2 separate regions of the Homo sapiens genome follow, and region 1 is linked to region 2. A link is a loop called in an ENCODE intact Hi-C map of the cell type or tissue named here. Cell type or tissue: PC-9. All regions are shown on one strand. Each heading gives the region's core, and the rest is flanking DNA. Links, peaks and the distances in the headings are about the cores only.

Region 1 (4,396 bases), core at 201-4,200, 520 kb before region 2:
TGTCACCATATTGGCCAGGCTGGCCTTGGACTCCTGACCTCAAGTGATCTGTCCGCCTCGGCCTAACAGCTTCTCTTAAACCTCTACCTAATTGGTCAGCAAATCCCGTCATCTCTCCCTCCTGGCCTCCTCCACTTGGGAGGGCACTGGGAAACACTGTCCTTGTATTTATAGTCCTTCAATCCCAACCATTACTAACATCATGTGTAGACAGTGGTCAGAATGAAGCCAGACTGCAGTGGTTCTCAACCTTGGCAGCAGTTGGAATCACCTGGGGGAATTTTAAAAATACTGGTGCCTGTGTCCCACCCCAGAGATTCTGCTTTAATTGGTCTGGGATATGACCTGAGAGTTTTAAAAGCTAACCCCAGCTCCCGCCCAGGTGGTTCTAATGTTCAGCCAAGTTTTCAAACAGCTGTGCTAGGGCTTAAAAAAGACCCAGTGAAAATCATTAGCGTTAATCAGTGCTTAAATGTCAAGTAGATTTTGGTATCACACACTAAAAAACTTTCCAAAATATTAAAGTAAACAATACAGACAGTCCCCAACTTAGTGACGGTTTGATTTACGATTTTCAGCTTCATGATTGGTTTATTGGGGTATTAAATGCGTTTTTGGCTTATGCTATTTTCGACTTACTATGGGTTTATCAGGATGTGACATGACCCCATCATAAGTCATGAAACATCTTGCAGTTAAAACTGGGAGATTATATAAGTACACCCTCGTCTCTTTGAATGAGCCTTATAATTTTAATCTTCACTTTGATAATTTTTTCTCATTTTAATAAAATATTTTAGTTTTCAATATTGATCATTTAGTGAGAAAATCCCAGCACTGCCTAAAATATTGGGCAGAATATCACTATCTCAGCTCCATTTTACATCCTCTGTGTTTTTCTTTTCTTTTTGTGGGGAGGGGATGGGGTCTCACTCTGTTGCCCAGGCTGCAGTGCAGTGATGCCCTCTCAGCTCACTGTAACCTCTACCTCCTGGGCTCAAGTGATCCTCCTGCCTCTGCCTCCCAGCCTGTAGCTTGGGACTACAGGCATGCACCACCACACCTGGTTAATTTTTGCTCCTTTTTTTGTAGAGATGAGGTCTTACTATGTTCCCAGGCTGGTCTCAAACTCCTAGGTTCAAGCAGTTCTCTGACCGTGGCCTTCTAAAGTGCTAGAGTCATAGGCATGAGCCACTGCGCCTGGCCCGCTGTGTTTTCTTTTCAAGCACAGTAATTTTTTCTGTGAATTTTGGGGAAACTGAGCTGAGAAGCTCACCTCTGTTTTTGGCAATGTTGAAGGAGTTTAACAGATTAATGAGGCCAGTTTTATCACCTTAATTTTCTTTTTAAATTTTCTAGCACTTTTCCTCCAGAGGCATTCATGGGGGGTCATCACGTCACAGTTTTTTCATGATACGTTAACAAGCAGGGGAGAAAGAGACAATTGGTAAGTAAAGAACGATATCTAAAAGCAACTCACAGAGTCGGGGGTGAAAGGACAGGGGAGAGGAGAGGCATCAAAGGGCCTGCAGCGAGGGGCGCCTCTTCTCAGTTCCTACCGCCGGGAGAGAGCTGGGAGAATAGACAGCTGGCTCATCATGAAGGGTCACCCACATCACCGCAGCAGAACCCAGCTTTTCCCTTCCACGTCCTGATTCCTACTTTTCTCAGCTCAAAATTTCTATTTCCACCTGTTTACTAGAATTGAAGGAAATTCCTGATTAACCTAAAAAACACAGTTTGGGTTGCCTGATTTTCCTATTAACTTCTTCCTCTGATGTGTATTGTTCCAGAGAGACAGCATGCAAACTGTGTTCATCTGAAACCCAAAGTTTATTTATTTTAAAACGTGTCAGCCAGTGTGTCACACAAATCAATAAAAATAACTCTTGTAAAAAAAGAAATCCCTAAAAGGGAATGGAGTCAGAAATTTTGTGGTGCGTTTTATTACTTGTTTATTTTTGCTCTCATTTTACCACTCTTGTATTTCAAGCTTGAATTATGATTATACTTCTGAAATAATTTTAAGCAAACAAAAATATTCATCACACTATGAAAACAAATATCCAAAAATATGCTCTATGGTCACAATTTTTGTATCTGAACATTTACCTACGACTCTGTATATGAACAGTGATACTTGTTTTTCAATCATTTCTTATTTGACTTGTAAAACAGAATTTTTCTATTTTTGGAAAATATCTTAAAAATTAAGAACAAGCCCTTCTCCTCAGTGCTACACATAAAGGACCTTATTTGTCACCTTCTGTCCTGGAATGACAGGACAGGTCGACCCTAATTTCACTCCTCTAAACAAGGTAATGATGGCTTGTGCAGGAAATCTAAATCTGGCCTCAGAGGCAGCCCAGTGATTTTCCAGGTCAAGGGAAAGGGAGAAAGCAAAGATCTGAAGCTCTGTCCTCCTCTCCTGGGTATCTGCCGTCCACAGAGCTGGGGGAAGTCTGCCATCTAGTGGAAAGTAGAGGGCACTGACAGTTACTTGCAATAGTGGTTTCCCAGGACCGCTTGAGCATCAAGCGTTTCTGATCCGGGGGCATAGCTTCCATCAGGGACAGGGTGGACTAGCAGAAGAATATTCAACAACAACAAGTAACATTCAAACCCAATACACAAATGTTTCTTTATATATATAAACTACACATAGTGCCCTATACAAAGTGCTTCTTCATAAAGTAGTGCCAGGTGAAGTGCTAAGTGTTTTAGTTAATAAATCTCATCTCATTTCTACAGTGATTATCAATGTATTCTGCATGATTTTTCCTATACAATGGCAAAAACACAGGGTGGGAAGTATACTTAATCCCTAACACAGTGATTACCATTATACTTTTAAAATTGCTGTACAGAGAATATTTTCCATCGGTTCAGATCCATACAATAATCGATTTCAGTTTATGCTTGTCTTTTGACAACAATTGACATATTCAGGTAACAACATTAAGGGGGCTGGGGGACAGACCAAGTTACTCAGATATATTTGTGCTCTCTCCTTTTGATTTCATTTGATTTCATTTGTTACACTGTTCCAATTTGCTTTAAGTGATTGTTTTTAATTATATTAAAGTAGCACATGCCATGCATATATTTAAAAGCATGGTCTCCTCTTCCGCCCCTTCCCACCTCTAGTCTTGGTCCCTAGAGGTAATGACCTGCAGTTCTGTTAGTTGCTTCTTTTCGTATTTTCCTCCATAATCTCTAAATAAAACGCTCTGCTTCTATTTCCTTGTCTGTCTGTGGTGGATTGACTGCCTTAGTTTGGGTTCTTTCAGAGGCAGATCCTGAAATGGATGATTCAAGGACAGGATGGGAAAGTAAGATGAGGAGAAGGCCATCAGTAAAGGGCAAATCATCACACCAGCTGCCACCATAGGCACCTGCACCAGACCCAGTGTAGAAATGGGAGCCAGTGCGAAACAGAGCTCACGACCACTGGTTTAGAGCTGCTCCTGTCACATGGGCAGCAAGTAAGCTCCAGCACCAAGAGCAACACCAAAGCAGATGCTGGCAATTGCACACAGAGCTGCCTTGTGCAGCCGTGGTCAGGGCCAGGTGTGTGGGCAGGGAACTGCCAGTGTCTGCTACAGCCATCTCACCTGTCGGGTACCCAGGTAAGCAAGAGCCTTGCACACCCCCACCTTCCTCATCCTTCCCTTTTCACCCCACCTCCTCTCTCCTACTGCTCAGCTTCTGATTACATTTGCTTCCTTGTTTACATTCTTCTATAGCTATATTTAGGCCTACAGTTTGATTTTGAAAGCACATTGATGATGTGACTTTGCAGTATTTTTCACTGCCGAGCTAGTGTTCACTATAATTACATTTCTTTTTTTTTTTTTTTGAGACAGGGTCTCGCTCTGTTGCCCAGGCTGGAGTGCAGTGGCACAATCACAGCTCACTGCAGCCTGACCTCCCAGGCTCAAGCAATCCTCCCACCTTAGCTGCTCTCCCCTCAATAGCTGGGACTACAAGCACAGGCCACCATGCCCAGCTAATTTTTATATTTTTCGTACAGATGGGGTTTTGCTACGTTACCAAGGCTGGTCTCAAACTCCTAGCCTCAAGCGATCTGCCCACTTCAGCTTCTCAAAGTGCTGGGATTATATAGGCATGAGCCGCCACACCCAGCCACATTTCGTTTATATTAGAGCTTTTTAATTTTTCCTGAAGTTATTAACTGCCTTTTAATTTTCTTGCACCTTTTGCCCTTGTTTCACATTAGTGTTTTTCCTTGACCTCTTCTGCCAATTAGGGATCAAGTGTTCCATGGAGACTCTTTCTTTTTTTATTATTATTATTTTTTTTTTTTTAATTTTTTTTAAGTGGAGTCTCACTCTGTCACCCAGGCTGGCATGCAGTGGCGCAATCTCAGCTCACT
Region 2 (4,396 bases), core at 241-4,240:
TAGAAATTAAAATAATTGAACTCATGGAGATAAGAGAGTAGAAGGATAGTTACCAGAGGCTGGGAAGGGTAGTTAGGGGGTAGGGTGTGGGAGGTGGGCAAAAAAAATGAATGAATAAGATGTAGTATTTGCTAGCAAAAAAGGGTAACTATAATCAAAAATAATTTAATTGTACATTTTAAGAGTATAATTGGGCCAGGCGCAGTGGCTGAAGCCTGTAATCCCAGCACTTTGGGAGGCCAAGGCAGGCGCGTCACTAGAGGTCAGGAGTTTGAGACCAGCCTGACCAACATGGTGAAACCCCATCTCTACTAAAAATACAAAAATTAGTCGGGTGTGGTGGTGCACGCCTGTAATCCCAGCTACTCAGGAGGCTGAGGCAGGAGAATCGCTTGAACCCAGGAGACGAGGTTGCAGTGAGCCGAGCTCGCACCATTGTACTCCAGCCTGGGCGACAGAGCAAGACTCCATCTCAAAAAAAAAAAAAAAGTATAATTGGATTGTTTGTAACACAAAGGATAAATGCTTGAAGTAACAGATACTGTTACTTCACATTATTAATGATAAATGTTAAAACACATTTACCCTGATGTGATTATTACACATTACATGCCTATATCAAAATATCTCATATACCCCCTATATACACCTACTATGTACCCACAAACATTTTTTCACTATTACAGTTTAAGATCATCACTTAACAAATGGTATTTATGTCACCTATATCCTCGTACAGACTGTTCTATTCCCATAGACCAGAATGTCCTCAGAGAACAAAAACAATGCCAACAGTGTCCCTCTGCTGATATTCAAATTATAATAGCAATTTAATATTAATAAAGAACTATGGTTTAATGTCAGTTTGAACCCAGCATCTTCTCTGCAGATTGTCAGGGCCTCCCTGGACAGTGCAGATTTAAAAAGGTTATATGACTAAAGAGAAAGCACCCTGCTCTTGTCAGGACAGAGTAGGGTATGGACACTCTAGGGGAAAACCTCCACACTCCTCCCCAGTACAGAGGATCACCCAGAATAACTTTGTACCAGATCACAGCAGAACCTGGCAGGACTCTGATCTGCCCCCTCAGATGCTGCCCACATCTCCAACATGGAGTTCTCAGACCCAGCCTTCTTGTTTCGACTTGGCCCACCTTTCTTCAACACCTGGTGGCTTTCTTCCTCTTTCTCTGTCTGTCCTTCCCTTTCTCTTTCACCTGTTTTCACTTCGCTTCCTGTACCTATGCATCACTTATCTGGTAGCAGCACATAATGAAATCTTTCCTTCCATTTGTATGATAGGTAGGAAATCACTGGTGGAATTAATCCAGTCCACATTATACAAAGTTTAACAGAAAATTAAGAAACCTAGGCTGGGCGCAGTGGCTCACGCCTGTAATCCCAGAACTTTGGGAGGCCGAGGTGGGTGGATCATCTGAGGTCAGGAGTTTGTGGCCAGTCTGACCAACATGGTGAAACCCCGTCTCTACTAAAAATACAAAAAATTAGCTGGGCGTGGTGGCGGGTGCCTGTAATTCCAGCTACTTGGGAGGCTGAGGCAGGAGAATCACTTGAACCCGTGAGGTGGAAGTTGCAGTGAGCTGAGATCGTGCCATTGCACTCCAGCCTGGGCGACAGAGTAAGACTCTGTCTAAAAAAAAAAAAAAAAAGAAACCTAAACAGGCATAAATTTAGACAGTCCCTGGGTCAGTGATCTCTATTCCATGTGAACCTATTTAATAGGAAATGTCAGAAAATTTCCCAAATGAATGTTTAGACCTCATTCCCATGCATTTATAACCCAGCTAGGTTGAGGTATTACCTCAACCATTTCTTAAGAAATTGACTTCACCGCAGATCTTCAAACCATTTCAACACTGTTTTTCCTTAGTGTATGCATTGCAGAAAACCTCAAACCTCTGCAGAAAGTTGGCATGCTAAGCTTTTTTGGCATCTTGTTTTTTGAATCTTATATTGGGGAACCCTTAAAGCGAGTATGTGCAGCTACTTAAAATAGGAAAAGTGTGCCACCTTCTGGCCTTGAACGTCTGTTGATTCAGTTCAAATCTACCTGTCTCAAGTGATCCTATCTGCTCCTATTTCACATATATTTCATGAAATTTAGACCAAAGGAAAAACACATTTTTTATCTTGTAATTTTTAAAATTTGAAATAATTTCAACAGACTTTGAAGCATTGCACATTTTGCTTAAAGTAAAATTGTTTCCTTTGGTGTAGGATTAATGAAAAATTCTCTAAGTACAGTTCCATGAAGATTTCTACCCAAAAGCACTGCTTGGGCAGCATGGTAAAGAACATATGTACAGGGCCAGGTGGGAAACAGCAGTGAGAACACACAGAGCCTGTTCAGTGAAAGCAAAGGCTCTGATGGGTCAAGGGTGATGTGTGGGAGCAGGGAGTCATGTTGTTGGGTAAGACAATACAATCAGATCACAGTTTAATCTGACTAATTCTAGCTTGAGTCTAGCATGCAGGATGAAGTTGAGCATGTAGAAAGAAATGAGATTGTTGCAGCAGTGGAGGCAAAAGTGTGCAGGCAGAGTACACACAATTCAGCAGGAACATTAAGAACCCAACAGAGAAATAGAGGACATGAATTGTTAACTTTCAAGATAAAAGGTATTAACACATACTGCTGGCTTCAAAAGCTTGTATTTAACATTTACTATACACATTTCCAACTTCCAGCTCCTAGCAGCTTGTTTGCTAGACCTCAGCAATATTCCCAGCTGTCCCCTTTTTCTAGATATCACCAAGGATGTGCATCATATATGTGAAAGGAAAATATCTTGGACCCCTAAAATCACTAAGCGAAAGGAAAATTCAAACTGGAAACTACTCAGGGCAAACCTAGCTCCCATTCTATTCAAAGTCATCCCTCTGCTCACTGAGGTAGATGCATATCTGACTGCCTCCTTTGGAAAAGCTTATCAGAAACTCAAAAAAATGCAACCATTTGTCTCTCCTCTACCAGTGCCCTGGAAGCTCCCTCCTTGCTTTGAGTTGTCCCCGCCTTTCTGGATGGAACCAATGTACTTCTTACATATATTGATTAATGTCTCATGTCTCCCTAAAATGTATAAAACCAAGATGTGCCCCGACCACCCTGAGTACATGTTGTCAGGACCTCCTGAGACTGTGTCATGGGAGCGTGTCCTCAACCTTGGCAAAATAAACTTTCTAAATTAGCTGAGACCTGTCTCAAATGTTCGAGGTTCACAAATATAATGATAAGCCATGTTTGCTGTAGTTAGCACCTAGCATCCTTCATGAAGGCAGAAACCCACAGTTCTCAGTCTTCAAAAGACCACATTGCCACTGCTGACACTGCTCAGTCCCTGACTTCCTGTCAACTGCTCGACACACAGTCTCCACAGGACCAGGCATAACGAGATAAAGATTTAATGTTCTTGGCACCCAAACTCTAGTTGAAGAAATTGCCTTTATTTGGAGTTCTCCCTTGATAACCGCTGGCAGAACTGAGGGCTGAGAACACTTGAAGGGAGCTGAACTGCTGGGCGTGCCGTGGGGCAGCAGGTTGGCAGTCACAGGAAAGGAGGGGAGGGGGTGGGGCAAGCGAGGGCAGCTGGGGAAGGTGAGCTGGGAGCTGCTGCCAGATGAGAAGGAGGGTAAGGTGGGATGTGTTTGAGGAGCCTCGGAGCAGCATAGAAGGGGCTGAGATTCACATCTCAGTTGTATGGAACTGAACTTGAAGGCAGGCAGTGCTGTGATAACGTAAGCTTTTAGGAAATCATAGAAGTCTCAGAGTTTTGGAGTTACCCAGACTATGGAAATAGGAGTTGGAGGCAAATTATATTCAGATCTCAAGGGCCAGGGAGGTTTCAATACCTGGTAGTGCAGATTTCGTATCTAGTCTGGGAGGTGGGCAGTGGCAGTGAGAACCTTCTCTCAAAGAAGACTGCAGATTAAACTCTGTCTCCTGCTCAGCGCACTTGTTTTCACATTGTCTGTGGTGGCTTTGACTCAAGCAGAGTTGAATAGTTGTGATAGAGACTGGATCACCTGCAAAGATTTACTGTCTAGCCCCAAAAGCACGTCTGGCAACCCCTGACCTCAAGTATTAATGAGCCTTTCAGTGTGCAAAGAAAGGCCTGTATCCAGGTTGGGGGAAAGACAAACTTCTCAAGAAGAACGTAGGTACAGAAGCCGCAGAGAGAGCGGGAAGGCCATGGGGAAGAGCAGCTCCAGCCCCCATGGCAGTCATGAGCACTTAAAATGTTTCCACATGGGGGCTCCAGTGATTAGGCTCGAACAAAGTTAACTGATTAACTTTCAAGAAAGATCAGAGAAACGGCTGGTCTTGGCTAGAAACCTTGGCTCTACCACAGAAGAGCAATGATGAGAAGGGAACTCT

What was found. Peaks named below come from ENCODE experiments on the same cell type or tissue, not always from the same donor. Only the 100,000 strongest peaks of a DNase experiment are listed, where the experiment ranks them.
Region 1: a loop joins it to region 2, with 4 times the contacts of the local background. A loop is called at or near these places in 2 of 110 quality-filtered maps.

What each region holds. Positions count from the first base shown.
Region 1 is chr1:108,123,250-108,127,645 of GRCh38, forward strand. No RefSeq gene overlaps it. Among named protein-coding and RNA genes, the nearest start is that of LINC02785, 61 kb to the left of the region's middle. RefSeq lists a silencer at 2,481-2,620. In PC-9, for the core only: CTCF peaks have their summits at 2,466 (motif pointing left) and 2,668; a DNase peak (open chromatin) is centred at 2,442.
Region 2 is chr1:108,641,701-108,646,096 of GRCh38, forward strand. No RefSeq gene overlaps it. Among named protein-coding and RNA genes, the nearest start is that of HENMT1, 17 kb to the right of the region's middle. RefSeq lists a silencer at 838-1,038. In PC-9, for the core only: CTCF peaks have their summits at 1,990 (motif pointing left) and 2,192; a DNase peak (open chromatin) is centred at 2,031.